Regions from separate parts of the Homo sapiens genome. Here region 1 is linked to region 2. A link is an interaction called in ENCODE POLR2A ChIA-PET data of the cell type or tissue named here. Cell type or tissue: PC-3. All regions are shown on one strand. Each heading gives the region's core, and the rest is flanking DNA. Links, peaks and the distances in the headings are about the cores only. Region 1 overlaps MBOAT1 (membrane bound glycerophospholipid O-acyltransferase 1). Region 2 has its middle 18 kb from the start of CDKAL1.

Evidence for each region. ChIA-PET counts read pairs that join two places held together with the same protein. Peaks named below come from ENCODE experiments on the same cell type or tissue, not always from the same donor. Only the 100,000 strongest peaks of a DNase experiment are listed, where the experiment ranks them.
Region 1: POLR2A ChIA-PET joins it to region 2 with 6 read pairs; 1 of 35 experiments calls an interaction of 5 or more read pairs at or near these places.

The regions. Positions count from the first base shown.
Region 1 is chr6:20,129,966-20,132,465 of GRCh38, forward strand. MBOAT1 (membrane bound glycerophospholipid O-acyltransferase 1) reads right to left here. Exons shown (of 13, transcript NM_001080480.3): 5 at 1,179-1,234. Among named protein-coding and RNA genes, the nearest start is that of MBOAT1, 81 kb to the right of the region's middle. In PC-3, for the core only: no CTCF peak of the experiment used is centred there; no DNase peak of the experiment used is centred there; H3K27ac peaks cover 955 bases.
Region 2 is chr6:20,512,305-20,519,778 of GRCh38, forward strand. No RefSeq gene overlaps it. Among named protein-coding and RNA genes, the nearest start is that of CDKAL1, 18 kb to the right of the region's middle. In PC-3, for the core only: no CTCF peak of the experiment used is centred there; a DNase peak (open chromatin) is centred at 4,197.

The DNA of each region.
Region 1 (2,500 bases), core at 1-2,500, 390 kb before region 2:
GGTTCTCTACAGAATGACTAAATCACCAAGTATGAACTAGGGATACACTGGGTCAAATGAAATTAAATCAGTTCACAAGCTTTAAGGAAAAATAAGGAAACTAGCTGTCAGAGATAAATTTCAACCTCTCAACATTTAAAAAAAAGTCAGTCAAAAAGTGCTTGTTAGAGCAGTACAAATCCACAGAATATACTTTTACTAATTGCACCTGGCCTCTCCAAAGCCCATATTGAAATCTTCCGCCCAGCTGAAATAATCTTCCTCCTTTTCTTGGAACCCAGTTTGAACAATGTAAATCACACTTTCTGGCCATTTTTAGGCAGTGCCTGAGTGAAGAAAATGTTCAGTTTTATACAAACAGAAGATTCTTCCTTTTCCCAGCTTTGTTGTTGTTGTTGTTGTTGTTGTTATGGAGTCTCGCTCTGTCACCCAGGCTGGAGTGCAGTGGCGCGATCTCGGCTCACTGCAACCTCTGCCTCCCGGGTTCAAGCGATTCTCCTGCCTCAGCCTCCTAAGTTGCTGGGATTACAGGCATGTGCCACCACGCCTAGCTAATTTTTGTATTTTTAGTAGAGACGGGGGTTTCATCATGTTGGTCAGGCTGATCTCGAACTACTGACCTCGTGATCTGCCCACCTCGGCCTCCCAAAGTGCTGGGATTACAGGTGTGAGCCACCGTGCCTGGCCCCTTTCCCAGCTTTTTATAGGGAATTATCATTAGATAATTTTCCAAGCCAAAAAAAAAAACAAACAAAAACCAACCTAGCATTTAAAAATGATTAACCAGCCAATACTATTTAATCTTTCATTAGCTTGTGAGCTTCTCAGAGATTAAACCAAAGCTAAAAGGATGTCATTTCTTTTTAACAGATTTGAAAACAAAGGGCAGAGAGTGTCACAAATTAACTTAAATTTAAAACATTGTAAAGATAAACAGAAAACACAGAGTTCTCAGTACAAATACGTCAGCAAATTTAGACTGCCGATTCTGCAGGAAAATGGTGAATCATGGCTGGAAAAGTGAAAGGCTATGATTGCCGAGGCCTGGAAATTTTGAACAAGATAAAGCAAGATCTGCCAGCATTTGTCTAAACTTTGGACTGTGTACATAGTATAAAAAGAAGAGCTCTGCATGTCAGGCTCACTCTGAGAACCAAAAGGAGGGCTGCTGTTCTTACCATCATGAACCTGGAATGCCAAGGTTGTGATCTTCTGAGTGACAATCATCAGAGGCCTGGAAGGAAGACAGAAAATAATCAAGATTGGCAAGAAGGCCATTGATGTGGTCTGGCTGTGCCCCCACCCAAATCTCATCTTGAATTGTAGTTCCCATAATCCCCACATGTCGTGGGAGGGACCAAATGGGAGGTAATTGAATCATGGGGGCAGTTACCTCCATGCTGTTCTCGTGATAGTGAGTGAGTTCTCACAAGACCTGATGGTTTTATAAGGGGCTTCCCCCTCTCCCTTCACTCTGCAGTTCTCCTTGCTGCTGCCATGTGAAGAAAGCCATGTTTGCTTCTCCTTCCGCCATGATTGTAAGTTTCCTGAGGCCTCCTCAGCCATGAGGAACTGTGATTCAATTAAACCTCTTTCCTTTATAAATTACCGAGTCTTGGGTATGTCTTTATTTAGCAGCATGAGAACGGACTAATACAGCCGTTGGAAAGAAACTTTCATTCTATTTTTCTGGATGGTGGTTTTTTCATCTCGAAGTTTATTAAATAAAATAGAAAAATAATGAATTTGAAATAAACCATTTTTATTTCCCTTCGAAATCACTTTACATAGATAGATATAACAACACTGAATAAGAAGATCACATTAGACACTCTTGTGCCATTACTTGGTGTAGCTCCTGGACCAGCACCATCAGCATGCCCAGGAGCTAGTTGGAAATGCAGACTCCATTCCAGACCTAGAAAATGAGAATCTGCATTTTTTTTTCACTCTGTTGCCCAGGGTGGAGTGCAGTGGCATAAACATGGCTCACTGTGGCCTCGACCTCCTGGGCTCAAGCAATCCTCTCACCTCAGCCTCCCAAGTAGTTGGGATTACAGGTATATACCATCGCGCCCGGCTAATTTTTGTATTTTTTGTAGAGACTGGGTCTTACTCTGTTGCCCCAGCTGGTCTCGAACATGAGCTCAAGTGATCCTCCCACATGAGCCTCCGAAAGTGCTGGGATTACAGGTGTGAGCAACCATGCCCACCTAAGAATCTGCATTTTAACAAGATTGCCAGGGAATTCCACTCATTAAAACGTGAGAAGAGCTGGTTTGGGAGATACACAATCCAGTGCCCTGATTCCACCTGGATAGACAGATACACGGGCTCCTTCATCTAAAAATGCTCTACTATGCTTTGTTCTATAAAAGGCATAAAGTAGAAGATACATTTGTAAAATGCAGCTGCCTGTAAATAAACCATTTATTGGCCAACAATAATACCAACTTTAATTTGGAAAAAGCCATCAAATAAAAATTTGCCTGAGAAGTGG
Region 2 (7,474 bases), core at 3,026-5,525:
ATATATAAATACAAAGGTAGACCAGGAGCGGTGGCTTACGCCTGTACTCCCAACACTTTGGGAGGCCGAGGCGGGTGGATCACAAGGTCAGGAGATGGAGACATCCTGGCTAACACGGTGAAATCCCATCTCTACTAAAAATAAAAATGAATTAGCTGGGCATGGTGGCGGGTGCCTGTAGTCCCAGCTACCCAGGAGGCTGAGGCAGAAGAATCACTTCAACCCAGGAGGCGGAGGTTGCAGTGAGCCAAGATCGTGCCACTGCACTCCAGCCTGGGTGACAGAGCGAGACTCCATCTCAAAAAAAAAAAAAAAAAAGAACTATGCCATAAATACAAAGGTAGGGACCATTGGGGTCATCTTGGACACTGGCTGCCACATATCCCTTTATCTGACTGTGTGACATTGAGTCACAGCATCTGTCAACAGTGCAGTCCAGCTCTCAGCTCATCTGACTTAACCCACAGACAGATTTTTAGAGACAAGCATGCACTCCATACCCTTAAGGCAACCCTCTATTAATATCGTATCTATCAACCAAGCTTTAGTCAATGTTGAGCATCGGGACAATTGACATTATATTTCCTGACAAGCTCCTTGAGGGCATTAAATATCTCTTGCTGATTAAGAGTATAGCAGACCCGGTGTAGCTGATCTCTGCCTACTTCTAAACCTCATCTCATTCCACTCTTACCTCCTTCATACATTCTGGTCTCACTGGACTTTTTCCCCCCACAGAGCCTTTGAATTTACAGTTCCCTTTGCCTGGAATGCTTTCCCTTGCTTCCTCACACTCTTCCCCTCCTTGGCTGCTTCTTATTCTAGGCTTTTCCTTAAATGTCACCTCCTCGGAGAGAATGTCCCAGCTCACTTGGGACTCAAAAGGGGCAATGGCTTCTCATAATTGGGGGCCCTGAGCTATGTCCTGCCAAGAAGCAGGTGAAGAAGAATGTGTTCTGGCCAAGGAAAGCAACCCCAATAGCAGCCTCATGGGGAAGAAAAGGAACCATTTGTTATTTTTTAAATGAATAATACTAATAAAGACAATTATTGCTACCATTTGTCAGTACTTAGATAGCAGTTGCACTCTTGTCCTCATCTCTCTCAAGAATTCACCTGCAGGCTGGGCACAGTGGCTCACCCCTATAATCCCAGCACTTTGGGAGGCCGAGGTGGGTGGGTCACTTCAGGTCAGAAGTTCGAGACGAGCCTGGCCAACATGGTGAAACTTTGTCTCTATCAAAAAATACAAAAATTAGCTGGGTGTGGTGGTGCACACCTGTACTCCCAGCTACTCAAGAGGCTGAGGCTAGAGAATCCCTTGAACCTGGGAGGCAGAGGTTGCAATGAGCTGAGATCACGCCACTGCACTCCAGCCTGGGCGACAGCGACAGAGCAAGACTCCATCTCAAAAAAAAAAAAAAAAAGAATTCACCTGCATAAAACATTCGCGAATAAGAGGGAATTTCTAAAGACATCAAGGGAAGAATGAGAAACAAAAAAATCTGAAGAAAAATAAAAAATAAAAAATAAAAAACCTCTTCTTCAGATAGCCCTGTTTTCCAAAGCAACTTTTTTCACTGTTCAGACACAGAGGTGTTTTATCTACCGTTGTGCTAGTAAATATTTACTAGTTAGCTCTTTGGGAGTGGGAAGGGCTGATGTGCAGACTTGCCAATTTCTGTAGTATAAATAATCCCACCATAACTGATTTCACACTGCCAGCATGATGCCTCTGAACATGAAGTTGGGAAGAAATGCCAAAAACCAGCCCTTGAAAGCCCATAGCTGCCAGCTCCATCACACCCGAGTACCCCTTCAGCCCCAACGTCATTTATTTTTTTTTTCTCCCCTCACAGATTTACCCAGCTTCCAGCTCTCCCAGTGGAACTTTGCATATGCAAACCTTATTCAACTCTCAGAAAAACAAAAAGACTTCAGTTAACAGGATTCATCCTCCCTAGAAGATATTTTGATACCAGAACTTGACTCTTAAGGCCTTAGCTCCAAGAAGTACATTCAAGTATTTCTTCTAAACTCATTTCTTAGATCGTAAGAGGAATTCAAGAAAATGTTATTTCCTCTCTTTCCTTATACATGTATCTTCTAATTTATAATCCTCATGACTGTCATTTGGGATATAATTTTAGTTTCAGTTTTCTGATAAGGAGCCAAAGTTCAAGCTGGACACAGCGGCGCACACCTGTAGTCCCAGCTACACGGGATGCTGAGGCAGGAGAATCACTTGAGCCCAGATGTTTGAGGCTGTACTGTGCTATAATCATGCCTGGGAATAGCCACTGCACTCCAGCCTGGGCAACACAGTGAGATCCCGTCTCTTAAAAAATATATGTACAAACCGAAGTTCAGGGAGTTCAAGTGACTTGCCAAAATTTACTGTTTTTTGTTTTTTTTTTTTTTTTTTTTGAGCTGGAGTCCCACTCTGCTGTCCAGGCTGGAGTGCAATGGCATGATCTCTACTCACTGCAACCTCTGCCTTCTGGGTTCAAGCGATTCTCCTGCCTCAGCCTCTTAAGTAGCTGAGACTACAGGCATGCACCACCACGCCTGGCTGATTTTTTTGTATTTTTAGTAGAGATAGGGTTTTACCATGTTGGCCAGGCTGGTCTTGAACTCCTGACCTCAGGTGATCCACACACCTCAGACTCCCAAAGTGCTGGGATTACAGGCACGAACCACTGCACCCAGCCTAATTTACCAAATGATTATTATTATTTTATTTATTTATTTATTGAGATGGAGTCCCACTCTGTCGCCCAGGCTGGAGTGCAGTGGAACGATCTTGGCTCACTGCAAGCTCCGCCTCCCGGGTTCACGCCATTCTCCTGCCTCAGCCTCCCTAGTAGCTGGGACTACAAGTTCCTGCCACCACGCCCAGCTAATTTTTTGTATTTTTTAGTAGAGACAGGGTTTCACCTTGTTAGCCAGGATGGTCTCGATTTCCCGACCTCGTGATCCACCAGCCTCGGCCTCCCAAAGTGTTGGGATTACAGGCGTGAGCCACCACGCCTGGCCTAATTTACTGAATTATTAAGTGGTATCTGATTCCATCTGATGACCAGTCTGGGCTCTTAACCTTTACCCTACATTAAGTGAGCCTGTGTACCATGCTATGGCTTAGAGAGCTCATTGGGAAGCCCTAATATAGGTATTTCTCAATCAACCATACAGCCTTCCCAGGCTATTGCTAGAGAATTAATGCTATGACTGAACAAAGAAAGTGATTTTTAAATAAGGAAATTCAGAAAACTTTGATTTTACTATACACAAACACAGAGCCAGGTACGGAAGTGAATATAAGTCTGGGAACTAAGACTTTTTCTTTTTTTAGAGAAAGGCTCTCCCTCTGTCGCCCAGGCTGGAGTGCAGTGGCCTGATAATAGCTCGCTGCAGCCTCAAACTCCTGGGCTCAAGCAATCCTCCTGAGTAGCTGGGATACAGGCGTGTGCCACTATGCTTGGCTAATTGTTAAAATTTTTTTGTAGAGACAGAGTCTTGCCATGCTTCCCAGGCTGGTCTCTAACTCCTGGCCTCAAGTGATCCTCCCACCTCGGTCTCCCAACGTGATAGGATTACAGGCATGAGACACTGTGCCTGGCTGAACTAAGACTTTGCAACATTTGTAGAAAAAAAAATGAATATGGAGGATAATAGAATAAGAAAAGCAAAGCAATGAGTAATTTGTTTTAAACTGCACCTCACAGGGAGGCAACACAGGGAGTAATTGCTAAACTCTACAAATCCACAGTATACAGTTCCCTTCAGGTAAGATCCTTAGAAATTCAGTTTTGGGGGCCAGTATCCATTCACCCTTTCTTTAATAATATCGGTGCCCATTCTGCTCTGGGAAACCTCACCTCCTCAACTTCCATTCCAAGTGCTTATTTATTTATTTTTTCTTTTGAGATGGAGTCTCACTCTGTCGCCCAGGCTGGAGTGCAGTGGTGCCATCTCAGCTCACTGCAACCTCTGCCCCCCAGGTTCAAGCTATTCTGCCTCAGCCTCCCTAGCAGCTGGGATTACAGGCATGCGCTATCATACCTGGCTAATTTTTGTATTTTTAGTAGAGATGGGTTTTTACCATGTTAGCCAAGCTGGTCTCAAACTCCTGACCTCAGATGACTCACCCACCTCAGCTTCCCAAAGTGCTCGGATTACAGGCGTGAGCCACCGCGCCCAGCCAGTCCAAGTGCTTTAGGTGGTGTCACTCCATATCCTACTTTCGAAGAGTTCATACGGGGTAGATTTTATGGTATGTGAATTACATCTCAATGAAACTGTCATCTAAAGAAAAAAAATAGTTCCTGTGACTTAGTCCAGCTAATTAGAATATTACACTCTTCTGGCCACATGAATCTGTTCAGGAACAATTATGTAACCCAATCAAATGAATAAAACAAAATTAGACTTTTGCTGGGATTGTTGAAAGGCATCTTTCAAAATGTTTTTATTGAATTGAATCCGGGAAGATGCTGCTGCAGGCAGCCATCTTGTTTCGCTATGGAGCCAGAGAATAACTCCGATCTTCCCGAAACAAGGAATAGAGACACTTCCTGATGATATTTTTATTTAACCTTCTTCCCAATTCAGTGAAGGGGAGAAAATGTAATTTCTTTTCTCAACCTTTATAAGTTCATAGCTGGGACATCTCTGTAGCAAAAGACAGATCAACAAGAGAAAAACAAGCATTTTTTTATTTTTAATGCCTGCTGTGCCCACCGTGCAGGAGAAATCCCGATTTGAAGGTATCTCTCAAAATGGTGGCTAAGAGTCCTGGTTTAGAAAGCATACCTAACAAAGAGCAATAATTTAGAAGTGACAAGACAAAGGAATAAGCAGCTTTAGGCTCCCAAAAGGTGGGGAAATTATGGGAAGGTAATAAAGTCAGCTCCAAGATTCCTCTGGCCCACTGGTGCCAGTCTCCGAGCTAAGTGGATGATAATCTGCATGTCTGTCTTTAGGCAGAAAGGACAGGCAGGATCCCTTCTGCATCTTTTTCACGGGAATTTTTATGGCCAGCCATAGGTAAGAAGGAGCAGCTCAAACAGACCTTTTCTATAAACTATTGCTTCCCAATTGTCTCTAGCTTAAAAATATTTATGCCAGGATGGCTGTGGTGGCTCATGCTTGTAATCCCAGCATTTCGGGAGGCTAAGGCAGGAGTATAGCTTGAGCCCAGGAGTTCGAGACCAGCCTCGGCAATAAAGCAAGACCTTGTCTTTACAAAAAATTCTACTGAAGCAGCCTGGATTGCTTGAGCCTAAGAGGTTGAGCCTGCAGTGAGCCATGATCTTGCCACTGCATTCTAGCCTGGGTGACACTGCAAGATCCTGTCTCAAAAAATAAAATAAAATAAAATAACAACAACAACAACAAATATGTATGCCAAAAGGCATATCTTGGGGGTGAAATATTCTGGTTTCCTTCACCAGCCTTGATTGAAGTGAAATCTGGACCAAGATCATAAGACCAAGCTACACAAGCTAATAACATATATATTTTTTAATATAAGCCAATTTGGTAGTGTTTTCTGTTATTTGTAACTAAAAAGAAGTTTGAGGCTGGGCACAGTGGCACATGCCTGTAATTCCATACTTTGTGAGGCGGAGGTGAGTGGATCACTTGAAGTCAGGAGTTCGAGACCAGCCTAGCCAACATAGTGAAACCCCGTCTCTACTAAAAAATACTAAAATTAGGCCTGGTGTGGTGGCACATGCCTGTAGTCCCAGCAACTTGGGAGGCTGAGGCGGGAGGATCAGTTGAACCCAGGAAGCAGAGGTTGCAGTGAACTGAGATTGCGTGACTACACTCCAGCCTGGGTGACAGAGTGAGACTCCATCTCAAAAAAACAAAAAGAAGTTTGAAAAATGATAAGAAATTCATATCAGAATTTGGTATAAAAGACACTAAATTGTAGAATCATCTAAGTTAAAGGTAGTTTTAAGAAAAGTAGGCCAGGCGTGGTAGCTCACCCCGGTAATCCCAGCACTTTGGGAGACCAAGGCAGGCGGATCGCTTGAGGTCAGGAGTTTGAGACCAGCCTGGCCAACATGGTCAAACACCATCTCTACCAAAAATATAAAAAGTTAGCTGGGCATGGTGGTGCGCACCTGTAATCCCAGCTACTCGGGAGGCTGATGCAGGAGAATCGCTTGAACCTGGGAAGTGGAGGTTGTAGTGAGCGGAGATCATGCCACTGCACTCCAGCCTGGGTGACAGAGTAAGACTCTGTCTCAAAAAAAGAAAAAAGAAAAGAAAAGAAACGTAAACACCCCTCAGGCCTAGGCTGAATGTTGGTAATCTTACTAACCCTTCACATGAAATGGAAACACTCAGTCAAATGACTATGGCTATCGTGTATTTTATCTTGGGACGTGGACCATTTCTTGACAAAGGATGGAATGTTAGAGAACATAGTACAACAATGCCAGAATTTTAGAGTGTGTTGGCTGTTTCCTATGGCCTATGTCATGGTGCCCCAAAAAGGAGTGTTAAATTGAAAGTAGCTCATCAGAAATCTAAGAGCTAGCATCAATTTTCTTTTTTTTTTTTTTTGAGATGAGGTTTCCTTCTTGTTACCCAGGCTGGAGTGCAATGGCGTGATCTTGGCTCACCGCAACCTCCACCTCCCAGATTCGAGTGATTCTCCTGCCTCAGCCTCCCAAATAGCTAGGATTACAGGCATGTACCACCATGCCCAGCTAATTTTGTATTTTTATTAGAGACAGGGTTTCTCCATGTTGGTCAGGCTGGTATCGAACTCCCGACCTCAGGTGATCCTCCCACCTCGGCCTCCCAAAGTGCTGGGATTACAGGCGTGAGCCACCACGCCCAGCATAATATTTTTAAATTATTCCTGATCCCATAGGTCCCATTCAGCTACCTCCTGAAGGCACTTATGGCTGACAAAGTAGGCAATTATCATTTACAGAAATGTGGCTGGACTGCAGGCCTGGAGCCGATTAGCCTCACCTGTATACCTACCCTAGAACATCTAAATTGCCTCAAGACAGATGCAGAGATGAATTTCATTAGCTAACTGTTCGAAAAGTAGGATGGAACTTTAGAGTCTGCTGCTAAGAAACAGAGGCCCAGAGGTCCAGTTCTAGACTCAACCTGGTGATTGTTTCACCTCTAAACCTCTAATGCACTTGCCACACTCTTGGTGCTCAAGAGATGTAACCTCAGGAAAAGAAATCATTACCAATGTCTACTTTAAATCTACCCACTGGAGGAAAAGGGACCATTTTAGCTGATTAAGAAGTTCACTCTGGGCCGGGTGCGGTGGCTCACACCTTTAATCCCAGCACTTTGGGAGGCCAAAGCGGATGGATCACCTGAGGTCAGGAGTTCGAGGCCAGCCTGGCCAACATGGTGAAACCCTGTCTCTACTAAAATTACAAAAATTAGCCAGGTGTGGTGGTGCGTTCCCATAATTTCAGCTACTCGGGAG